Regions from separate parts of the Homo sapiens genome. Here region 1 is linked to region 2. The links are chromatin loops, found by intact Hi-C in ENCODE. Cell type or tissue: left ventricle myocardium inferior. All regions are shown on one strand. Each heading gives the region's core, and the rest is flanking DNA. Links, peaks and the distances in the headings are about the cores only. Region 1 has its middle 35 kb from the start of SLC28A2-AS1. Region 2 holds the start of SLC28A2 (solute carrier family 28 member 2).

Region 1 (12,536 bases), core at 1,975-9,974, 61 kb before region 2:
GGAGTTCAAGACCAGCCTAGACAACATAGTGAGACCCCATCTCTACAAAAAATTTAAAAATTAGCTGGGTGTGTTGGCACATGCCTGAGTCTCAGCTACTTGGGAGACTGAGGTGGGAGGATCACTTGAGCCCAGGAACTTGAGGCTGCAGTGAGCTGTGATGGCGCCACTGCACTCCAGACTGGGTGACAGAATGAGACTCTGTTTAAACAACAACAACAACAACAAAGCAAAACAAAACTATAAACTAAATTCCTCCCATAGTTAGCTTGGCCTATGTCCAGGAATGAGCAAAGGCAGTTAGCATGTGAGGTTAGAAGCAAGTTGGAGTCAGGTGAGATTTCTCTCACTGTTACAATTTTTGCAAAGGAAGTTTCAATGCTATTTTTTTATTGTTTTATAAAAATGCAGAATCCTATTTTACTTTTTTTAAAGTTATGTTGTTAGTACACAGAACGCTTTTTTTTTGTGGGTGGGAGGGGCATATGTCACTAATAGAATGTCTCTGAATCTGGATTGATTGACGTTGGGAAAACACCTTTCCCTTCTAGTTTTGAGAGACTTCCTCTCAGCTCCTAGGAGAAGGGATTTATTGATGTTGACACACATAGCCACCGTAGCACAAACACCCTGGAGGTGTGGTAAAACCAAAATTAACTTTTATGTCCTTTTCTCTCTTTCTGCCTTCAGCATTGACTTAACTCCTTTAAACGCAGACACCTGTTGGGACCTGACCTCCAATAGTTGGTTACCAGTGTGTCAGGCAATCTGGACTTTCCAGCGATGCCACTGAGATGGTCTCCGTTGAAAAAGTGGCAGTTCCATTTGTAGATTGTGAATCTTCAGATAAATTCTGCCATTGTAATTTCATTTCCTGAAAGTCAGGGTCTCCTTGTAAAAATGTGTTAAACAACATGCTAAACGTGGAGTGCCAACCGTCGCTTGAAACTTTCCCTACTCAGAACATCAGATAAAGATTTCAATAGGTTTTTTTTATACGTATATACTTTAAGTTCTAGGGTTCATGTGCACAACATGCAGGTTTGTTACCTAGGTATACATGTGCCATGTTGGTTTGCTGCACCCATCAACTCATCGTTCACATTAGGTATTTCTCCTAATGCTATCCCTCCCCCAGCCCCCCAGCCCCCAACAGGCCCCGGTGTCTGATGTTCTCTGCCCTGTGTCCAAGTGTTCTCATTGTTCAATTCCCACCTATGAGTGAGAACATGCGGTATTTGGTTTTCTGTCCTTGTGATAGTTTGCTGAGAATGATGGTTTCCAGCTTCATCCATGTCCCCACAAAGGACATGAACTCATCTTTTTTTATGGCAGTATAGTATTCCATGGTATATATGTGCCACATTTCCTTAATCCAGTCTATCATTGATGGACATTTGGGTTGGTGCCAAGTATTTGCTATGGTGAATAATGCTGTAATAAACATATGTGTGCATGTGTCTTTATAGTGGAATGATTTATAATCCTTTGGGTATATACCCAGTAATGGGATGGCTGGGTCAAACGGTGTTTCTAGTTCTAGATCCTTGAGGAATCGCCACACTGTCTTCCACAATGGTTGACCTAATTTACACTCCCACCAACAGTGTAAAAATATTCCTATTTCTCCACATCCCTCTCCAGCATCTGTTGTTTCCTGACTTTTTAGTGATTGCCATTCTAACTGGCATGAGATGGTATCTCATTTTGGTTTTGATTTGCATTTCTCTGATGACCAGTGATGATGAGTATTTTTTCATGTGTGTGTTGGCTGCATAAATGTCTTCTTTTGAGAAGTGTCTGTTCATATCCCTTGCCCACTTTTTGATGGGGTTGTTTGTATTTTTCTTGTAAATTTGATTAAGTTCTTTGTAGATTCTTGATATTAGCCCTTTGTCAGATGGGTAGATTGCAAAAATTTTCTCCCATTCTGTAGGTTGCCTGTTCACTCTGATGGTAGTTTCTTTTGCCCCGCAGAAGCTCTTTAGTTTAATTAGATCCCATTTGTCTATTTTGGCTTTTGTTGCCATTGCTTTTGGTGTTTTAGTCAGATTTCATTGGTTTTTATACTGGCTTTCTGATTTTGATGGTCCACGGAAGGAGGAAGTTTGAACGTTGTTGTATACTGTTAACAACTGTCTGCCCATGTCCTGCCTGGACTATCATAATTGTTTATGAAGAGTATCTTTAATAAAGCTGGATGCAGTTTGACTTAGGAAAAAATATTAATTATAAGAGCAAACACTGGAAACAACTAAAGGAAAATGGCTAAGCTAATTACAATGTAATATTTAAATATTATTTAATTAAATAAGTTACATTAAAAAGATAATCATTAATTTTAAAAAGCACTAATGTAATGTTTATATAATATTAAGTGAAAAAGGGCAGAAACAGTATATACATTTTACATATGTATATATCAACTACATTAAAAATACACAAAGAAAAAAGTCTGGAAAGAAATAACATAATTCATCAATTCTAAAGATGCATTTTCCACCATCACACACATTCTCTAAAATTGGGTCACATCGTACACCAATGCATTAAATGTAGTGTCCTTTTTTTCTAAAAAGCTATTGGAATATTTGAATTTCCATTAATGTATTACTTTATTTTTTTTAATGTCAATGAGCTTATCTGGGTAGTGAGATTATGGGTCATTTTGTGTTCTTCTTTGTTCTTTACTATATATTTTTTAAAACTGTATTTTAAATTTTTTAGGAGATTGTCATGGGAAACCCTAGGCAAATTTCTGTTATTAACATGTAATGATTTGTTTTCATTTTCTTTTAGTAGGACAAGGGAGCTAACAAATAATGATTATTAAGAAATTTTTGATAGGATTTGTGTGATCCTTCCCAGACTCCGTGTGTTTGTACTACAATATGGAAAGAGTATGTGCAATGTTTGCAGAACACATGTAAGAAGTCACACTCTTCTTCGTTAATGCTTACTTGCTATTTAATGATTCCGTTAGAAAACTGAGATGGAGGTCAGGTGCAGTGGCTCACACCTGTAATCCCAGCACTTTGGGAGGCCAAGGTGGGCGGATCACTTGAGGTCAGGAATTTGAGACCAGCTTGGCCAACATGGCAAAACCCCACCTCTACTTTCCATTTCATTTCATTTGAAAGCCTAGTCCAGAGACAGGAGATTCTCTTTATTTTTGGCAAGGTTCTAAATGGCTAAGTGATGAAAGGAAAAGGGAATCCTAGTACACTGTTGGTAGAAATGTACATTGGTACAGCCATTATGAAAAACAGTATGGAGGTTCCTAAAGAAATTAAAAATAAGGCCAGGCATGGTGGCTCATGCCTGCAATCCCAGCACCTTGGGAAGCTAAAGCTGGCTGATTGCTTGAGTCCAGGAGTTTGAGACCAGCCTAGGCAACATGCAAAACCCCGTCTCTACTAAAAATACAAAAAATTAGCCAAGCATGGTGGTGCGTGCCTGTACTCACAGCTACTCAGGAGGCTGAGGTAGGAGAATCACCTGAGCCCCAGAGGTTGAGGCTGCAGTGAGCCAAGATTGCGCCACTGCACTCCATCCTGGGCAGCCAAAGTGAGACCCTGTCTCAAAAAACAAAACTACCATACAACCTAGCAATCCCTCTTCTGGGTTACATTCCCAAAGAAGATGAATTCACCATCTCATAAAGATATCCGCACTCGCATGCTCATTCACAATAGCCAAGATATGGAAACATCTAACTGTCATCAAGAGATAAATGGAAAAAGAAACTGTATATATATAAAATGCAATACTATTCAGCCACTGAAAAGGAGATCCTGTCATTTGCCACAACATGGACGGACTTCAGAGGACATTATGTAAGTGAAATAAGCCAGATACAGAAAGAAAAATATTGCCTGATCTCATTTATATGTAGAATCTTTTTTCTTAAAGTCAAATATATAGAGATAGAGAGTAAAACAGTGGTTACAAGGCGTTGCGGCGGAGGAGAAGAAATGGGAACACATAAGTCAAAGGTTACAAAGTAGCAGGTGTGTAGGATGAACAAGTCTAGTGATCTAATGTGCAGCATAAGGACTAAATAAAATTGTATTCTATTAGGAATTTTTGTTAAATAAGCAGATTTTAGCTGCACTTATTGCACACAAAAAAGTAACTATGTGAGATTATAGACACGTTGATCTGCTTCACAATAGTAACCATTTTCCTATCCATGTGTATCCCATAATATTGTTATAAACCTCAAAATACACAATAAAATTTTTATGGCTAGGGCCAGGTGTGGTGGCTCACAACTGTAATCCCAGCACTTTGGGAGGCCAAGGCGGGTGGATCACCTGAGGTCAGGAGTTCAAGACCTGCCTGGCCAACATGGTGAAACCCTGTCTCTACTAAAAATACAAAATTAGCCAGCCATAGTGGCAGGCAACTGTAACCCCAGCTACTTTGGACGCAGAGGCAGGAGAAGTCCTTGAACCTGGGAGGTGGAGGTTGCAGTGAGCTGAGATGCACCACTGCACTCCAGCCTGGGTGACAGAGGGAGACTCCGTCTAAAAATAAAATAAAATAAAATAAAAAATAAAATAAAATTAAATAAAATAAATGGCTAGGTGATTATAATACCACTTATTTATTAATCTTTTCCATATTGATTTAAAATGATGCCTGAGTAATATACAAATCTCTCATATATACATTCTTAGACGCTCAATACTGCTCCCTTGAAGTATAGGTTTCTGCATAATATACCAAACTGTTTTAATCATTGTAACTTTGTGATTAAATATCTAATTAGGTCAGTGTATTGGTTATCTATTGCTGCATAACAAATTACCCCCCAAATTCAGCATCTTAAATCAACATTTATTATCTCACACAATTTTTGAGGGCCAGGAATCTAGGAGCAGCTTAGCTGGGTGGTCCTGATTCAGGGTTTCTTATGGAGTTGCAGTTAACGTGTTGGTAGGGGCTGCAGGCACTTCAAAGCTTGACTGGGGCTGAAAGATTCACTCCTAACTCATTCCTGTTGCTGTTGGCAGGCATCAGTTCCTCATCTGATGTTGGCCAGAGGTTTTGATTCCTTGCCTTGTAGACCTCTCCATAAGGGCTGCTCACATCATGGCAGCTTGCTTCCTCCAGACCGAGAGTGTGTCCGGAATTGGCAAGTTCTTGGTCTCACTGACTTTAAGAATGAAAGTGCGGACCCTAGCGGTGAGTGTTACAGTTCTTAAAGGCGGCGTGTCCAGAGTTTGTTCCTTCTGATGTTCGGATGTGTTCGGGCTTCTGGTGGGTTCCCGGTTTCGCTGGCTCAGGAGTGAAGCTGCAGACCTTCGCGGTGAGTGTTACAGCTCATAAACGCAGTGTGGACCCAAAAAGTGAGCAGCAGCAAGATTTATTGCAAAGAGCGAAAGAACAAAGCTTCCACAGAGTGGAAGAGGACCCTACCCAATTGCCACTGGGGCTCGGGCAGCCTGCTTTTATTCTCTTATCTGGCCCCACCCACATCCTGCTGATTGCTAGAGCCCAGTGGTCTGTTTTGACAGGGCGCTGATTGGTGCCTTTACAATCCCTGAGCTAGACAGAAAGGTTCTCCACATCCCCACCAGAGTAGCTAGATACGGAGTGTCCATTGGTGCATTCACAAACCCTGAGCTAGACACACGGTGCTGATTGGTGTGTTTACAAACCTTGAGCTGGATACAGAGTGCCGATTGGTGTATTTACAATCCCTGAGCTAGACATAAAGGTTCTCCATGTCCCCACCAGACTCAGGAGCCCAGCTGGCTTCACCCAGTGGATCCCGCATGGGGGCTGCAGGTGGAGCTGGCTGCCAGTCCCGCGCCGCGCCATGCCCCTGCACTCCTCAGCCCTTGGGTGGTTGATGGGACTGGGCGCCGTGGAGCAGGGGGCGGCGCTCATTGGGGAGGCTCGGGGGGCACAGGAGCCCATGGAGGGGGTGGGAGGCTCAGGCATGGCGGGCTGCAGGTCCCTAGCCCTGCCCGGCAGGAAGGCAGCTAAGGCCCGGCGAGAAATCGAGCGCAGCGCTGGTGGGCTAGCACTGCTGGGGGACCCAGCACACCCTCCGCAGCCGCTGGCCCGGGTGCTAAGCCCCTCATTGCCCGGGGCCGGCAGGGCCGGCCGGCGGCTCCGAGTGCAGGGCCGGCTAAGCCCATGCCCACCCGGAACTCCAGCTGGCCCGCAAGCGCCGCTCGCAGCCCCGGTTCCTGCTCGCGCCTCTCCCAGCACACCTCCCTGCAAGCTGAGGGAGCCGGCTCCGGCCTTGGCCAGCCCAGAAAGGGGCTCCCACAGTGCAGCGGTGGGCTGAAGGGCTCTTCAAGTGCCGCCAAAGTGGGAGCCCAGGCAGAGGAGGCGCCGAGAGTGAGGGAGGGCTGTGAGGACTGCCAGCACGCTGTCACCTCTCAAGAGGACAAAGAGAGACACAGATTGGGAGAGAGAGAGAATGCACATGTCCAAGACAAAAACCACAGTCTTTTTTAACTTAACCCACAGTCTTTTTTAACTTAACCCCAGAAGTGATGTTCCATTACTTCTATCTTATGCTGTTGGTCACACAGACCAACCCTGGTTTAATAGAGTTGCCAGATTTAACAAATAACAGAGTATTCCCAGTTAAATTTGATTTTCAAATAAGCCATAAATTATTTAGTACAAGTATATTTCATGCATATAAACATATTTGGGACATACTTATACCAAAATACTATAAATTGTTTAACTGAAATTTAAATTTAACTGGGCATCTTATATTTTATCTGGCAACCCTACTACCCTGGTACAATATAGGAGGGGATACTCCAGGGTGTAAAAACCAGGAGGCAGAGATCATTTAGGGCCATGCTGGAGGCTGGCTCTATTTAAGGGTTAGTCATCCCTTACCACTATTTAAATTTTTTTTGCAGTCAATTTCATGTAACTACTCTTCCAGTTGGACTAAAAATCAAGTCAAGTTACAAAAAAAATTTAATTATAGTTTTTGTTGGGATTTCATTGAATCCATAGATTAATATAGAAAAAAATGGATATAAAATGCAATTTTCTGATCAATCCTTTTATTTTATTTATAAAGAAAAGAGGTTTAATTAGCTCTTGGTTCTGCAGGCTGTACAGGAAGCATAGCTGGGGAAGCCTCAGGAAACTTACACTCATGGTAGAAGGTGAAAGGGAAGCAAGGCACAACTTACATGGCTGGAGCATGAAGAAGAGAGTAAAGGGAGAGCTGCTACACACTTTTATTTTATTTTTTACTTCTTTATTTTTAAATTTTACTTTAAGTTCTGGGATACATGTGCAGAACGTGCAGGTTTGTTGCATAGGCACACATGTCCCATGGTGGTTTGCTGTACCTATCAACTTGTCATCTAGGTTTTAAGCCTCGTATGCATCAGGTATTTGTCTTAATGCTCTCTCTCCCCTTGCTCCCCACACCCCAACAGGCTGCAGTGTGTGATGTTCCCCTCCCTGTGTCCATGTGGTCTCATTCTTCAGCTCTCACTTATGAGTGAGAACATACAGTGTTTTGTTTTGTTTTCTGTTCCTGTGTTCATTTGCTGAGAATGATGGCTTCCAGCTTCATCCATGTCCCTGCAAAGGACATGAACCCATTCTTTTTTATGGTTGCATAGTATTCCATGGTGTATATGTGCCATATTTTCTGTAGGCAGTCTATTACTGATGGGCATTTGGGTTGGTTCCAAGATTTTGCCATTGTAAATAGTGCTGCAGTAAACATATGTGTGCATGTGTCTTTATAGTAGAATGATTTATAATCCTTTGGGTATATACCCAGTAATGGGATTGCTGGGTCAAATGGTATTTCTGGTTCTAGATCCTTGAGGAATCGCCACACTGTCTTCCACAATGGTTGAACTAATTTACACTCCCACCAACACTGTAAAAGTGTTCCATTTCTCCACATCCCTCTCCAGCATCTGTTGTTTCCTGACTTTTTAGTGATCACCATTCTAACTGGCGTGAGATGGTATCTCGTTGTGATTTTGATTTGTAGTTCTCTAATGACTAGTGATGATGAGCTTTTTTTCATATGTTTGTTGGCCGCATAAATGTCTTCTTTTGAGAAGTGTCTGTTCATATCCTTTGCCTACTTTTTGATGGGTTGTTTTTTTCTTGTGTAGATTCTGGATATTAGACCTTTGTCAGATGAGTAGATTGCAAATATTTTCTCCCATTCTGTAAGTTGCCTGTTCACTCTGATGATAGTTTCTTTTGCTGTGCAGAAGTGCTTTAGCTTAATTAGACCTCATTTGTCAATTTTGGCTTTTGTTGCAATTGATTTTGGTGCTACACACTTTTAAACAACCAGATCTCATGAGAACTCACTCACTATCACAAGAACAGCAAGGGTGATGCCCATCCCCATGATCCAGTCACCTCCCACCAGGTCCCCCCTCCAACACTGGGGATTACAATTTGACATGAGATCAATCCTTTTATGTCCTCTATTAAGTTTTATATTTTTATTCATCTAGGTCCTGCTTACTTCCTGTTAGGGTTTGTTGTTGTTGTTTTGATTTGTGATCAAAAAAATTTTACTTGTGATATTTTTGAACTGGTTGTGGTTGAAATATAAGAATACTATTAATTTTTATGTATTGTTTGCAATGACTGCCTTAGTGAATGCTCCTATTACTTCTTTTTTTTTTTTTAATAGAGATAGAGTCTTGCTCTGTCACCCAGGCTGGAGTGCAGTGGTGTGATCTCAGCTCACTGTAACCTCCACCTCCTGGGTTTGAGCGATTCTTCTGCCTCAGCCTCCCGAGTAGCTGGGATTACAGGTGCCTGCCACCACACCCGGCTCTTTTTTTTTTTTTTTTTTTTTTGTATTTTTAGTAGAGACGGGGTTTCACCGTGTTAGCTAGGATGGTCTCAATCTCCTGACCTTGTGATCCACCTGCCTCGGCCTCCCAAAGGGCTGGGATTACAGGCGTGAGCCACTGCGCCTGGCCTATTTCTAATAACTTTTAAGTTGATGCCCTTAGGCTTCCCAGGTATATATGATAATGTCATTTGCAAATAATGACAATTTTACCACGTCCTTTTCAATGTTTAAACCTCATATTTTGGTTTTTTAACTGACTATACTATCAAACAATTATAATTTTTATGAAAAAAGCTTGGACTAAGACAAAATCTTTTGAACTGGGGAAAATAGTATATAGGAAAACTATTTTACACATTTTATTATTTAGATTGAGGCTTAAATGTGGTATGATATTTCCAAACTACACCTCCAAAAGCTAAGAACCAAAACTTTCACTTAAAAAGCTTTCCAGAATTGTAGTTTGTTTAAATATTCCATATCTGCATTGCTTTGAAAGAACTTGAAACAAAGTCTGAATTCCAGGTGCAGCCTGACTTTTTTCTTATCATTTCAGATAAAAGTTCAAAGGGAACTTTTCAGAGGGCTTCAGACATATCATTATCCCAAAGAGTTTATTAAATAAAGAGCTTTGGATCAGGAAAACAAGAACCCCAAGTTATATAAGGGTGAGTCTTCTGCGAATCTAGAGGACAGGCCACCAGCACAAAAACAACATTACCCCAGCTTTCAGAGGAATGCTGCAGCCTTCGCCAGGCATTGGCTCCTGTCCTTTAACAACAGTTTGTTAACACTTTCTTGAGCAGTGGGAGTGGCAGGTTTTTCACAAGGGAGACTGGGGTAGCAATCTGGAGGGAAGGGGAAGCTAGAGGACTTGTCTCAAGGCTACTTCTGCGTAGTAAATAATGTGTGTTCTAAATATGCTTTTTTTTTTTTTTTTTGAAACAGGGTCTCACTCTGTTGCCCAGGCTGGAGTGCAGTGGTGCATTCTTAGTTCACTGCAGCTTCCTCCTCCCAGGTTCAAGCAATTTTTCTGCCTCAGCTTCCAGAGTAGCTGGGCCCACAGATGCATGCCACCACACCCGTGGGGCTTTTTGTTTGTTCGTTTGTTGTATTTTTCGTAGAGACAGGGTTTTGCCATGTTGGCCAGGCTGGTCTCAAACTCCTGGCCTCAAGTCATCCGCCCACCTCTGCCTCTCAAAGTGCTGAGATTACAGGCGTGAGCCACTGCGCCCGACCAAAAATATGCTTCTGTCTATAATTACAAACTTTTGTTTATGTATTAATTATGATTCTGGAGGGGGGTTGCGGAGTTTATGAAAATTGGTGGCCGGCGGGGGGGAGATAAGGCTCTCCCAGGCCATTCCTTCCCCTTGCCAGTGCTGTAAAGAACTGTTCTAAATTGATGGAGAGAAGATTTCGAGTGCTATCACAATACACACATGCAAACACACACACACACAAAGGTAACATGAGGAGATGGATATGTTAATTTGCTTGACTGTAGTAATCGTTTCACTGTGTTTATGTATATACTACTTAAAATATACACTTTTTATTACAAAAAAAAGAGACAAAAATAAGTCGTATGGAAATATAAAGTTTAAAAAGATACAATTCTTGCCCTCAAAATAGCATATAGTCGAAACAAAAGGGTAGGGCACAAAGAGAGGGCAAAGCATGAATCAAAGAAAAAGACTGAGGTAACTGCTGATTATGGGCACAGTACATAACCAACTGTTCCACCTTGAGGTTACAAATGAAAACATCAATGTTGAGGGCTAAGTTGGTTTTAAATTCTGACTTAACACGGTGTTGATGGTGGCAAAAGACCTCCATGGAAGGGGGTGTAGGAAGAAGGAAGGAGAAGTGTCTTTTTCCTAGCACCCCCGGAAATGAGGTCCTAAGCCCTGTTGAGTCCAGAGAGGCACCTCGTCCCATCACACAGCTAATTATGTAGCAGCTCTTCGGGAAGAGGGGTTTCAAATCCTCCAGAGAGTTCAACACAGGTCTGGAGACTGAAAACAACCCAGGTGGAGCAGCTTCATTCAGCACTTACTGTGTAAATATGTTATTAAGCACTATATTGGGGATAAAATAGGACAAATATGTTCTCTATCTTCAGAGATATTGTTTGCAATGGAAGAAGTTTTCCTCTCTGCCACCTCACAATCACACTCAGGATCTTACCTGTGCATAATCATTCAGAAGGATCCACCAAAACAACTGGGCTTGCATTTTCCAGAAGCTTCTTGTCCTCGAGACTGTGTGCTCCTTATGAATAGAGTGCAAACAAATGCGACAAAAAATGTAGAAGATGCTCAGCCCATTATTATTATTATTATTTTTTCTAAAGATAGGGCATCACTGCAGCCCAGGCTGGAGTGTAGTGGTGCAAACATGGCTCACTGCAGCCTCGACCTCTAGGGCTCAAGCAATCCTCCCACCTCCCAGCCTCCTGAGTAGCTGAGACCACAGGTGTGTGCCACCATGCCTGGCTAATTTTATAATTTTCTGTAGAGATGGGGTCTCCCTGTGATGCTCAGGCTGGTCTCAAACTCCTGGCCTCAAGCAATCCCTCCACCTTGGCCTCCCAAAGTGGTAAGATTACAGGCATGAGCCTGGACAGTTCTCTTTAACTCTCAAATGCCCACATCAGAAAAGACAGTACAAATGTAAGCTGATTTTCCTATTTCTCTTTAGGGGCACTGTGTTAACAACAGTTTCTAACTTAATGAATGCCAATTGTGAGCCAATTTAAACCAAATAAACCAGGCCAAGTCATTCTATTACACAGTAGATCAGAGCAAAACCCATTCTAGCCTGGACCAGTGGCATCCAAACAATAACCTAAATGCCTGGGGAGAAAGGCCAATTTAATTAACATTCCACCCTGAACTCTTTTTTTTTTTTTTTTTGAGACGGAGTCTCACTGTATCAGCCAGGATGGAGTGCAGTGGTGTAACCTCAGCTTACTGCAACCTCTGCCTCCTGGGTTCAAGCAATTCTCCTACCTCAGCCTCCTGAGTAGCTGGGGCTACAGGTGAGTGCCACCATGCCTGGCTACTTTTTTGTATATTTAGTAGAGACAGGGTTTCACCATGTTGGCCAGGCTGGGTCTTGAACTCCTGACCTCAGGTGATCCGCCCGCCTCGGCCTCCCAAAGTGCTGGGATTACAGGTGTGAGCCATAGCGTCAGGCCCCTGAACTCTTGATTCTATCCACCATCCCCTCCTCCAAAACCTCTTCCTCCCCAAGCCTTCTCCACCTCAGAAAATGGCAACCCCATCATCCAGCCAGTTGCTTCATCCAGAGACTGGGGAGTCATCTTTAATGCATCTACTTTCTAACTTCCCAGATCTAGTGACCACATCCTGTCAATTCTACCTCCAATTTCTCTTGAATTCATCTACTTCTCTTTCCTCTGGCATCACCCTGATCCAAGTCATCTTCATCTCCCTCTAAGAAAACTGCAATGGCTTCCTAGCTGATCTGCTTACTTCCACTCTTACAGGAATCCATCAGATTCTTCAGAGACCTAATAGGTCTCTTTTTCTCCACATACCTAGCTCATCATAGCACTCATCGCAATTTATTTAAATATATATGTATGTATGTATGTATGTATGTATATAGCTACATATATTTGTTTATATATGTGTGTGTGTATACGTTTATGGAATGTTGCTCTCCTCAGAAT
Region 2 (12,536 bases), core at 2,848-10,847:
CCTAGCACATACTATTATTGCTTTAGGTCGCTAACAAGTGCCCGGCCCATAATAGATGTTCAATAAGTGTTTGCTGAATAAAAGAATAGGTAGATAGATAAACTCATAAAAATGATTTGCCTATATACTTGTGACAGATAGCTAGAAAGTATGAAAGTATCATTTACAGTGGTAGCAACATCATTCAGGGTATTAATTTTGTACTTCTTTTTAAAATTGACAAAAATTGGCTGGGTGCAGTGGCTCACACCTGTAATCCTAGCACTTTGGGAGGCCAAGGAGGGAGGATCACTTGAGCCCAATAGTTCAAGATTAGCATGGGCAATATTGTGAGACCCCATCTCTAAAAAAAATTTAAAATAAAATTGACAAAAATTGTATATGTTTATGGTATACAACATGATGGCTTAAAATATATATAAATTGTGGAATGGCTACATCAAGCTAATTAACACATGTATTACCTTACATACTAGTTTTTTTAATGGCAAGTGCTTAAAATGTACTCTTGTTTGTATTTCATCATTTATAAAATGTACTACTATTTTTATACACTAAGAAAGAAAAACACTGCCAATTAAAGACCTGAACAGGCACTTCACAAAAGAGAATATTCAGTGGCCAGAAAAAGCCGAAAAGATGCACAAGTTCCTTAGCCATTAGGGAAATACAAACCAAAGCTACAATGTGATAATACTACACACATACAATGGAGACAATGAAAAAAGACATGCTCTCATAACACTGCCAGGGGAGTGAAATTTGCTAAAAATATGTTTAGCATCTGTTAAAGCTACATAAACCTACACATACCCTATAGCATGGCAATTCCACTCCAAAGTATATACCCAGTAGAAAGGTGTATTTATCTTTACTAAAAGACATGCACAAAAATGTTCATAGCTGCACTATGATAGCAAAAGCATAGAAACTACTAAAATTCAGACCCACAGTAAAATGAGCAGATAAACTGTGGTAGATTCTTACAATGAAATACTATACAGCAATTAAAAATGTACAAAGTACAATATATGCAATAATATGGAAGAATCTCCAAAGCACAATGTAAAGCAAAAGAAGCAAAAGTATATATATGGTATATTTTCATTTAAAGTATAAATTAGACTTCCCATATAAAGTCCAAACACAGGCAAAATTAATCTATGATGCTAAAAGTCAGGATAATGATTACCCTTAGGGAGGCTGACTGAAAGGAAACATAAAATGGTTCTTGGGTACAGATAATGTTTTGGTTCTTCATCTGGTCGATGGTCATATGGTTGTATTCACTTTGTGAAAATTCATTAAGGCTTATGTTTATTTTTCTGTATGCATGCTATGCTTTATTAAACATTACACTAAAAAGGCAAAAAAAACTGTACCAGTTAAACTATGGCATGCAGTCCCAAAAACATAAATTAAGAATAATAATAATAAAATAAAATTTGACAAAAAAAATATATAGTATATATATTTTTGAGACGGAGTCTCACTGTTGCCCAGGCTGGAGTGCAATGACATGATCTTGGCTCATTGCAACCTCCGCCTCCCAGGTTCAAGAAATTCTCCTGCCTCAGCCTCCCGAGTAGCTAGGAGAACAGGTGCCCACCACCATGCCCACATATTTTTGTATTTTTAGTAGAGACTAGGTTTCACCATGTTGGCCAGGCTGGTCTCAAACTTCTGACCTCAAGTGATCTGCCTGCCTTGGCCTCCCAAAATGCTGGGATTACAGGCATGAGCCACCATGCCCAGCCCCAAGGAATATTTTTTAAAGGAAAAACTAATGCAAATACATGAGCCATCAAGTTTTAATGTACATTGTAAACAATGATATCGTGTTAAGTACTCAGAACTGTGTCAGTGAAACAAAAGATTTAAAAATAAATCCAAATCATCACATTAACTTAATAAAGTCGAAGCAACATCAGAATAGAGAAAGAACTCACAATTTAATAACTTGCTAGAAAAGTGGGTATCAGTATGGAAAAGCATCAGCTTAAAGCTACATGTCAGATTACTCCCTACAAAGCACCCCAGATCATCAGAGTTAATCAAACAAAAGAACAAGAAGAAAAAGAAATAAATACTTAAAAATCAATACAGAAACAAAACAGAATTGAAAAATGTACACATGAAGAAATTACAAAGTCTGTTATCTAGATTATATACATAACTTATTAACATGTATTTATTGAATTTTGAATGTTATGGCATTTTAAGTATAAACTATGGGTAAAGCATTGTTTCCAGTGTTATAGGAGACAAAAGGATGAAATAGACATTGATCTTGCCCTCAATGTATTTACAGTCCAGTATAGGGGATATAATATACATGTAAGTCTATAACAAAATGTCAAAAGCTTAAAGTGTTATAAGAGAGGGTCAGATAGAATGTTATGGAAGTTTGGAGAAAGAAGGGACCTTTTAGTACTGGGGCCAGTGAGGTTGAGGGGAGGAGAGGCAGCATCAGGGAAAGTTTCATGGACATGATTGCTCTTGAGTTGAGCCTTAAAATATGTGTTGTATTTGGGCACAAAGACAAAAAATGAAGACAGTACACTCATAAGCAATGATGTAATGACATGCATGACATGGAGGCAGGAAACTGGGGATTACATATAAGGAACAGTTGATAGTTGACTTTCACTAGAGCATAGGGTGGCATTAGAAAGGGAATTGCAAGAGTTAATGTTGGAAAGTCAAGTTGGATACAGATCCTGGTTGTGGGGAAGAGGTTTTGGGGAGAATTGAATACCAGGCTGTGGAGTTTGGCTTTGTTCAGGAGCAACTGGAGAGCTACAGAGGTTTGTGATATAAGGGAGTTCAGACATACTTTAGGTAGTTTTGGTAGAAGCTATATAGGATAGATTGGCAGGAGGTGGGGAGAACTGGAAACAAGAAATCTATGTGGGTTCTATTAGAGTTGGTCAGGAGAAAGGAAATGAGGTTCAAAATCCAGAACTTACTTTAGTTGATAAAGAAAAGTAGGCCGGCCACAGTGGTTCACGCCTATAATCCCAGCACTTTGGGAGGCTGAGGTGGGCAGATCACCTGAGGTCAGGAGTTCAAGACCAGCCTGGCCAAGATGGTGAAACACCATCTCTACTAAAAATACAAAAAAAAAATTAGCTGGGTGTGGTAGCACGTGTAATCCCAGCTACTCGGGAGGCTGAGACAGGAGAATCGCTTGAACCCGGGAGGTGGAGGTTGCAGTGATCACACCACTGCACTCCAGCCTGGATGACAGAGTGAGACTCCGTTTCCAAAAAAAAAGAAAAGAAAATCACACGTAGAAATATGGAAAGTAAGGCAAATGGAGGAAAATGTGTAGCTTTACAAAAATTTAAAGAAATGCAAGTTAAGGTCAGGCACATGGCTCACACCTGTAATCTCAGCACTTTGGGAGGCTGAGACATGAGGATTGTTTGGGCCCAGCAATTCAAGACCAGCCTGGGTAATGAAGTAAGACCTCATTTCTCAAAAAATAAAAATAAATGCAAGTTAGAACTTTAAGGCATGATTTTATATCTATGTAACTAGTTAACATGGTTTATATGAGAAAATATAAGGTCGATAAGACTTGAAGGGAACTGGACATGTTATATATCAGAGCAGTTTAAGGTGCCAACAACAGTCTGGCAAAAAAAAATTACCAAGATCCTTTCAGCTAAGTACTAATATTATTCTTGTTTTACAGGGTGAAAACTGAGGTTTAGAGAGGGTAAATAACTTGCCCAAAATCTGGTAAGTGCTAGAGTCAGTGGTGCAGGGGAAGCTGGCCTGCGCTGGCTTGAGAGAAGTGATTGTTACATTTTCAGGAATTGTGCAAGCCATTACTAAAAATTAAAACTATATAAACGTATAATTAAATTACATTAAAGACAAAGGTAATAAATACTAAAAACTCATCATTTTCTAATTATTTTGCTACATTTTTCTGTCATGTGAGCTCATGAAGTTATTCATGTCTGCTGTATGTGTATGGTGGAAATTTTATATAATGATACATCTCTTCCCAACTCCTTGTTCAAGTAACCCTTTGGTTACTTGAAATCAGCCATGTTGAGAGTTTTTACGTTACAGGCGAATACTGTAAATAAGGTCTTAATTTATTATTTCATCTAGACTAAAGATTAGCAAGCTGTGGTCTGTGGGCCAAGTTCATCTCACCTTCTTTTTAAAAATTAAGTTTTATCAAAACACAGCCATGCTCATTTGTTTAGTATCACCTGTGGCTGCTTTCCTACGAAAATGGTAGAGTTTAATAATTGCAACAGAGACCACATCAACCACAAAACCAATAATATTTACTACCTTATCTTTTACAGGAAAAGTTTGCCAACCCCTGGTCTTACTCCTCATTAAGGTGAGCAAAAATATTAACCAACATTCATTGCAAAACTACATGTGGACAGCCGGTTCTTTCTTCTTTTTTTTTTTTCAAGACGGTCTCACTCTGTCCCCTAGGCTGGAGTACAGTGGCACGATCATGGCTCACTGCAGCCTTAACCTCCTGGGCTCAAGTGATCCTCCCACCTCGGCCTCCTGGAATAGCTGGGACTACAGGCACGCACCACCATGCCCTGCTAATTTTTAAAAATTTTTGTAGAGGCAGGTCTCACTATGTTGCTCAGGCTGGTCTTGAATTCCTGGGCTCAAGTGATCCTCTCACCTCAGCCTCACGAAGTGCTGGGATTACAGGCATGAGCCACTAGCCCGGTGGAGAGTCAATTCTTAAACATTTACTAGCATACCACTGTTCAAATATAGACACAAGCAATGTGACTCACATGATTAACGGCCACACTGCTAAGTAAAATATGAAATATCATGTAAGCATGAAAAACTTACAAAGAATTTACTGTCAATTCAGTATATATAAAACATGATAATATAAAAATTTTTAGAGAGAAGCAAATTGTGAATAAAACAATTAAAAATTTTAAGAAGTCACTGAGGTAACTTTCAAAAATAAAGAGAAGAAAATATAAAAATAACCTTTTGTTTGGAAGCTGCTCTGAATCATCTCCATATATAGTCATGTGTTACTTAACAACAGGGATACATTCTGATAAATTCAACATTAGTCAATTTCATAATTATGCTAACATCTTACAGTGTACTTATGCAAACCTAGATGGTATAGCTTACGACACATCCAAGCTATATGGTGGATCCTATTATTCTTAGGCTGCAAATCTGTTCAGCATGTTTCTGTACTTAATACTGTAGGCAACTATAGCACAATGGTAAGTATTTGTGTATCTAAACATATCTAAACATAGAAAAGGCACAGTAAAAATACAGTATTATAATTTTATGGGACCACCGTTGTGTAATGATATACACCGTTGATATACATGATTATACACCATTGTATAATGCGGTCCATCATTGACTGAAACATCATTATGTAGCTCATGACCGTATTCCCTTTAGAAGCTATCCAATGTCCTCTTCTCAGCTTTTAGTGTATGACTTCTGCACTCTTTTATAAATACCCACTGTTTTCCAGACCATGGAACATTGCTTCTTTCCATATGATCTATTTTACTCAAACAATTTTCTTTGACATTACTTCTGGGACCAGATCCACAAACAAATTCAAAGATTTTTCTCACTCCTCCTTCCTAGACCCCTGTTCACATAGCACTGTGGACTGTACCTTCTTCATTCTTGAGACTCTTCTCTTTTGACTTCTAAGATCTTTTTTACTGTCTTTATTATCCTTATAATAAGTCCTTCTGTGTTTTCTCCCCAGGTTTCCCTTCCTCTCCACCATTCCCAAATCTGAGTATTCCAGAAGAGCTACTGTTTTTTTAATGATATGGTAAATTAATTTCTAAAGGGATTAAAATGAATACCTACCTGTTGTAATGAAAATAAATGTATAACATAAAGCAATCTGCAAAATAGTAAGTATACACTCAAAATCTGTTAGCCATTATTACCATTGTTATTATTTTTATTTTCAGTCCAACCAACACTGATACTGCTGAACTCCTTTTTTTTTATGGAGTTTATGGCACATGTTTAAGTTAATTAATTATGTAAGATACATATATATATGTACACATGGTAAGGTGGAGCGGTTGTGATAATACCACAAGCTGCCTGAAGGGGCAGCCCACCCTAGATCCTTTCCTAACTGAACAAGATTCCAAAACACCAGTACCTCTGGTAAGTGGAAGGGCCCAGTCCATCCCCCAGGCTGTGTCCTTGTGCGTCAGTCCTCTTGCTTCCCTCAGGCTCTACTTCTTTTTCCTACAAGCACAGAGAGCATTGGGATCAGTCATGGAGCCCTGCCAGGGATGATGGGGATTGAGAGCAGCCAAATACCCTACAGGAGCCCATGCAGCAGCCCACAGCTCTGCAGAGAGAAACTAAACTGGTGATTACCATGAGCTCCAGCCCCGGGTTCACTGTGCCAGTCTCCACTGTGGACAGAGCAATGGACTGTCTTCCACTTGCTTTCTCCATCTCCTGTTCTCCTCAACTGAAAAACAAATTCAGGGCCAAGCCTGAAAGATTGGTCATTCTGTTCTGTGGGGATGGGGAGAATTTTTAGGACCAGTTACCCATGGAAAACGCAAAACTAAAAGTCTTTGAAGGCTTAGTTGATTTCTTTAAGAACTGAGAATTGAGAAGATTGGATGTGTAATTTTTATATAATAAATAATGAAAAATAAAATCCTATTTCCTCTTGTGAATAGCTAAAGAAGAGGCAGTAAGATAGGAGAAGAGAAATGAAAGGCAGTGGAATTGAAATGAATCAGTGGGCCGCCCAGGGCCCCAGGATCTGGGCTATAAAGGTTCCTACTTGGACCCTCAAAGAAAGAGTCACAGGGTAACTACTCCTTTTAGCCCCAGGGAGGCCCCACTGAGCTTGCTGAGTAAGAAGGAAACAGGGAGGAAGGCAGTTGGGAAGACCCGGACCCTAAAGTATTGCTGAACAGATAACAATTTACAGGCCTTCAAATTCCTGACTATAATGTAGCATAAGAATTGGTTTTTTATGCCCCAGAGAGAACTCATCAGTGAAATTAACAAAACTTACATTTAAAATAATTAGTATGAATGTTAATGATCCCAAGTAAAGTTTTTAAACAAAATAAGCAAACATTTGGGCCTCAGAATAAGCAAATTTAATACATGGACATTCACAATTAGAATATAAGTTCATTCTGAGATATTTATTTACTTTGCAGAAAATTCCCTTCCCCATGGAATTGCTTTTGAAAATGTGATCTCTTCAAGCATTTGAAGTATAATTTCATTAAACACACATAACCAACTTATATTGTGTAAATTAGGGCCTTCCTGACTAGGCACAAAACTACCTGCATTTAGTTTAAATATGATCTCTTTAAAAATTTGTAAATTAGGCACCTGCCCTCCCCCAAACACCTTTACTTACCCCAGCTTGTGGAATTGATTCCCTCTGGCTCCTCAGTGAAGGACTGAAAGAAAAGCTCAGCTGCGAGGGAGGAGGGGCAGCTTGGGTGGGGCATGGGGGCTTTCCTGCCATTGGTTAGTTTTATGTCTTGGGCCCTCCTTCGCTGAGCCTGCCCTCAATGTAGAGGAGGACTGCACCTCTCAAGTTAAATATTATATGTTTTTAAGACTGTTTTGCAGGCCTAAGACTTATGCAGAGGTGGCGCCCGCCCGTAATCCCAGCACTTCGGGAGGCCGAGACGGGCGGATCGCTTGAGACCAGCCAGGATAACATGGCGAAACCACATCTCTACAACAAATACAAAAATTAGCTGGGCGCGGTGGCACACGACTGTGGTTCCAGTTACTCGGCAGGCGGAGGTGGAAGGATCCCTTGAGCCTCTGGAGGTGGAGGTTGCAGTGAGCTGTGATTGCGCCACTGCACTCCAGCCTGGGCGACAGAGTGAGACCCTGTCAGAAAACAAAACAAAACAAAAGAATTCTGTAAGAACTTCTAACAGGTACATTCCTGTAAGCATTACCCACCACTGGACTAGGCACTGGGTAGCCTGTAAAATACAGTAAGAGCCGTCTCTGCACCCAGAAAATTTACCATCATTTTGTGCTGGAAAGACATGCCCTAGAAAACAATAAACAGCACGACTGTACATGATTCCATGCCAAATGACTGCTAGGAATTATTTTATTAATCCATTCAACAAATACTTATTGAGTAACCACTATTAGCCAGCCACCGTTTTCCGTGTGAGGACATAAAAATGAGTGAGACAAGGTCTCTGCCATCAAAAAACGAACAGATCAGTGAGGAAAGACGGATGTGTCAAGAAAGGCTTTGCAGGTCGAGCGCGGTGAATCACGCTTGTAATCCCAGCACACTGGGAGGCAGAGGCAGGCGGATCATTTGAGGTCAGGCGCTCGAGACCACCCTGGCCAACATGGCGAAACTCCATCTCTACTAAAAATACAAAAATTATCCGGGCATGGTGGTGCAGGCTTGTAATCTCAGCTACTCAGGAGGCTGAGGCAGGAGAATCATTTGAACCCAGGAGGCAGAGGTTGCAGTGAGCCATGATCATGCCACTGCACTCCAGCCTGGGTGAGCGAGACTCCATCTCAAAAAAAAAAAAAAAAAAAAAAAAGAGGGAGAGAAAGACTTTACAGAGCTGGTAACACTTATCCTGGCCTGGAAAGAAAGAAAGAAAGCTTCCTATGACGCCCTCTGGATAAAACTTAGGACCCCTCCCTGCACTCTGATTGCACCATGTTGTTGCTGAACCCTATAGAGCACATACCATCGCCTACTAGACAGTGATCTCCTCAAGCACAAGCTCTCTGTCTTTTTTTTTTTTTTTTCCTTAGACAAGGTCTTGCTCTGTCACCCAGACTAGAGTGCAATGGCACTATCATGGCTCATTGCAGCCTCTAACTTCTGGGCTCAGGTGATCCTCCCATCTCAGCCTCTGGAGTAGCTGGGACCACAGGCGTGTACCACCACACCTGGCTAAGTCTTTTTTTAATTTTCTGTGGGGATAGGGGTCTCAATATGTTGCCCAGTCTGGTCTCAAACTCCTGGGCTCAAGCCATCCTCCTGCCTTGGCCTCTCAAAGTACTGGGATTATGGGTGTGAGCCACTGCTCCTGGCCAGGTTCTCTATCTTGTTCTTCACTGTATCCCTAGGCTCAAGGCCCACCACAATATTATTAGGCAATCAATAAATATTTGTAAAATATGTGAAAACAACATCACCACCACAGATTCTGGCTTAGATTATTTGGTATGTAGATGCGGATTCCAAACACCAAAGTAAGGACATATTTCTGTTTCCCCAGTTCTGCATGTGTATGTGCGCAGACGTACACAGAATCCCTCACAGAGTAGATGTGTGTTGTATTCTGGATCGAGAGCAACTCACTTTACCTTTCTGGGCCTCTTCCATCTTTCCCACCCTGCCTAATCCTATCTCATAAGATTATCATGAAAATTAAGTAATTTAATACAGAAGAAAGAACTTGGAAAAATATTACATGACTTTGCAATTGTGGAGCACTGTTGTAAGATCTTATATTAATTCAGGAAAATAAGACACCAGTGTTGAAAGTGAACCTGCTTACAGATATTTTCAAGCTGTTGTCCTATATGTCAATATGACTGTGAAGTGTCTCTTGCTCATTCTATCTTATACATGTATCTTATATCTTTTTGTATATTTTTAAATACATATATACCTGTAAATCTTATATATATATAAGATATATGTATAAGATAGAATGTATACAAAAATATATAAGATTACAAAAGGATATATATCTTATATCTTTTTTTTATTTTTACCTTATTTGTGTACATATGTATGTATTTATTTTAGAGACAGGGTCTTGCTTTGTCATCCAAGCTGGAGTTCAGTGGTGAGATCATAGCTTACTGCAGCCTGAAACTCCTGGGCTCAAGTGGTCCTCCTGCCTCAGCCTCCTGAGGAGCTAGGACTATAGGTGTGTGCCACCACATCCAGCTAATTTTTAAATTTTTATTCGGTAGACCCAGGATTCTCACTATATTGCCCAGGCTGGTTTCGAACTCCTGGCCTCAAGCAATCTTCCCACCTAGGCCTCCCAAAGTGTTGGGATACAGGCTCCAGTCACCACGCCCCAACAGTTTTTACCTTAAATAATTGCCACTTCCGGGGCTAAGTCCAAGCATAATGATAGGCACAGATCCTAGTATTCTGTTCAGGTGAAATGATGCCAGTGATCACACCTCTGTCTTCTCTCACCCTCCCACTTCCCTTTTTCTTTCCTTATAGAAGATGTAAAAACCCATATCTTCATCTTCTAAGTGCAGGCCATAGTACTCCTCTCACTTTCCCAAGGGATCCAGATTTTTTTTAAACACAAATATTGACATAACCCAACTGCCAAGAGGAAAAGATTTAACCTAGCAGGTACCTCCCCTTGATTAACTGACTTGGGCCCCATTGTTTGTTTTTTGCCTTATCACATATAGTTTGATGGATGAACTTTCTCATATTACAGATCAGGAAGAATAAAGTGATTTACCCAGAGTCAAAACCTTAGTTAGTGACTAAGCCAATTCTATATCCTGAGTCCCTTACTCCCAGTTCTAAGCTATTTCTGGGCTGCAAGGTTAAACATAAATAAGAGATCCTCTGTTTCTACAGCATTTTATAGTCTTTCAAAAGATTTTTCTATACTTTCACTATCCTTGTAATATTCCTGTAAGGTAAGCAAGTTAGCTACTAATCCTATTTTAGATCAAAAGAAAAAAAAATAGACTCAAAGAAGATGAGGAATTTGCCTAAAGTCATACAGTTAGTTAGGGGAGAGCCAGGATGAGAGGCTAGCTCTGGTCATTTCTGTGGAAGTTGAAACTTACAACTGTCCTAAAGGTTGTTAACTCTCCTAAAGCCTAGAGGTTACTCCTGGAAAATGAGGTGGCCTGCCAAAACCCATCTGGGAAATAAATACGATGTAAGTAATAGATGGTTTTATCCTTTCTGCTTTTATATCTCCTTCAATTACTGTAGAAGCAGGCAGAACTAGGGAGAGTATAGGGACTTAAAATTTTGGTCTTAATAGAGTAGCTGGCATTTAACTCACCCTCCTGTTGAAAACAACTAAAAAGACTGGACAAAATATATAAAATAAGTTTGAAGGCATTGCAGAGCAACCAGTAGCAGCAGGACTTGAGAAGTCTACAATCCTTGAGAGAAGCCCAAGAGAGTTGAGCTCTGGCAGGGCTGGCTCAGGCCTGTAACCCCAGCATTTTGGGAGGCCGAGGCACAAGGATCTCTTGAGTCCAGGAATTTGAGACCAGCCTGGGAAACATGGCTGGGGGTGGCGGTGCATGCCTGTAGTCCCAGCTACTCAGGAGGCTGAGGCAGGAGGCTCGCTTGAGCCCAGGAGTTCAAGGCTGCAGTGAGTTGTGATCATGCCACTGCACTCCAACCTTGGCAACAGAGGGAGACCCGGTCAAAAAAAAAAAGGATTTGTGCTCCAGCTCCACATTCATCCTAGCTCCTATTTTGAGGACACTTTATTTTTCAAATCAGAATGCAGACAAACAATATTTGGGACAGCCAAAATGGCTGCACTTTTTGGGAGAATAATAAAAAGAAAAGAACCACGGGCCGGGTGTGGTGGCTCATGCCTGTACTCCCAGAACTTTGAGAGGCCGAGGTGGGTGAATCACCTGAGGTCAGGAGTTTGAGACCAGCCTAGCCAACATGGTGAAACCCCACCTCTACTAAAAATTCAAAAAATTAGCCAGCTGTGGTGATGCACACCTGTAGTCCCAACTACTTGGGAGGCTGGGGTGGGAGGATCACTTGAACCTGGGAGGCAGAGGTTGCAGTGAGCTGAGATCATGCCACTGCACTCCAGCCTGAGCAACAGAGCGAGACTCTGTCTCCAAAAAAAAAAAAGAATTAAAAAACAACACCAAAAAAAGACGGGCCGGGCACAGTGGCTCACGCCTGTAATCCCAGCACTTTGGGAGGGTGAGGCAGGTGGATCACCTGAGGTCAGGGGTTAAAGACCAGCCTGGCCAACATGGCAAAACCTTGTCTCTACTAAAAATACAAAATAAGCTGGGCGCAGTGGTGCATGCTTGTAATCCCAGCTACTCGGGAGGCTGAGGCAGGAGAATCACTTGAACCCAGGAGGTGGAGGTTGCAGTGAGCCGAAACTGTGCCACTGCACGCCAGCCTGGGTGACAGAGTGAGACCCTGTCTCAAAAAAAAAAGCCAGAATACAGAAATACACACCTCTCAAATCCCTCTACCTTGTTCTTTTTTTTTTTTTTTTTTTTGAGACAGGGTCTCACTCTGTTGCCCAGGCTGGAGTACGGTGCACAATCTTGGCTCACTGCAGCCTCGATCTTCTGGGCTCAAGCAATCCTCCCACCTCAGCCTCTCAAGTAGCTGAGGCTACAGGTGTGAGCCACCATGCCTGGCTAATTTTTTAGTTTTTTTTTTTTTTTTTTTTTTTTTTTTTTTTAGCAGAGATGGGGTCTCACTATGTTTGTTGCCCAGGCTAAAATTCTTTCCACATTAAAGCATAATT

Evidence for each region. Peaks named below come from ENCODE experiments on the same cell type or tissue, not always from the same donor. Only the 100,000 strongest peaks of a DNase experiment are listed, where the experiment ranks them.
Region 1: a loop joins it to region 2, with 7 times the contacts of the local background. A loop is called at or near these places in 2 of 110 quality-filtered maps.

The regions. Positions count from the first base shown.
Region 1 is chr15:45,307,775-45,320,310 of GRCh38, reverse strand. No RefSeq gene overlaps it. Among named protein-coding and RNA genes, the nearest start is that of SLC28A2-AS1, 35 kb to the right of the region's middle. In left ventricle myocardium inferior, for the core only: a CTCF peak has its summit at 5,212; a DNase peak (open chromatin) is centred at 5,203.
Region 2 is chr15:45,247,163-45,259,698 of GRCh38, reverse strand. SLC28A2 (solute carrier family 28 member 2) reads right to left here and starts at 7,465. Exons shown (of 18, transcript NM_004212.4): 1 at 7,421-7,465; 2 at 6,403-6,499; 3 at 6,179-6,267. The coding sequence starts at 6,483. It overlaps SLC28A2-AS1 (SLC28A2 antisense RNA 1), which reads left to right. Exons shown (of 5, transcript NR_120335.1): 2 at 3,701-3,747; 3 at 4,332-4,369; 4 at 5,765-5,833; 5 at 7,627-8,118. In left ventricle myocardium inferior, for the core only: a CTCF peak has its summit at 6,107; no DNase peak of the experiment used is centred there.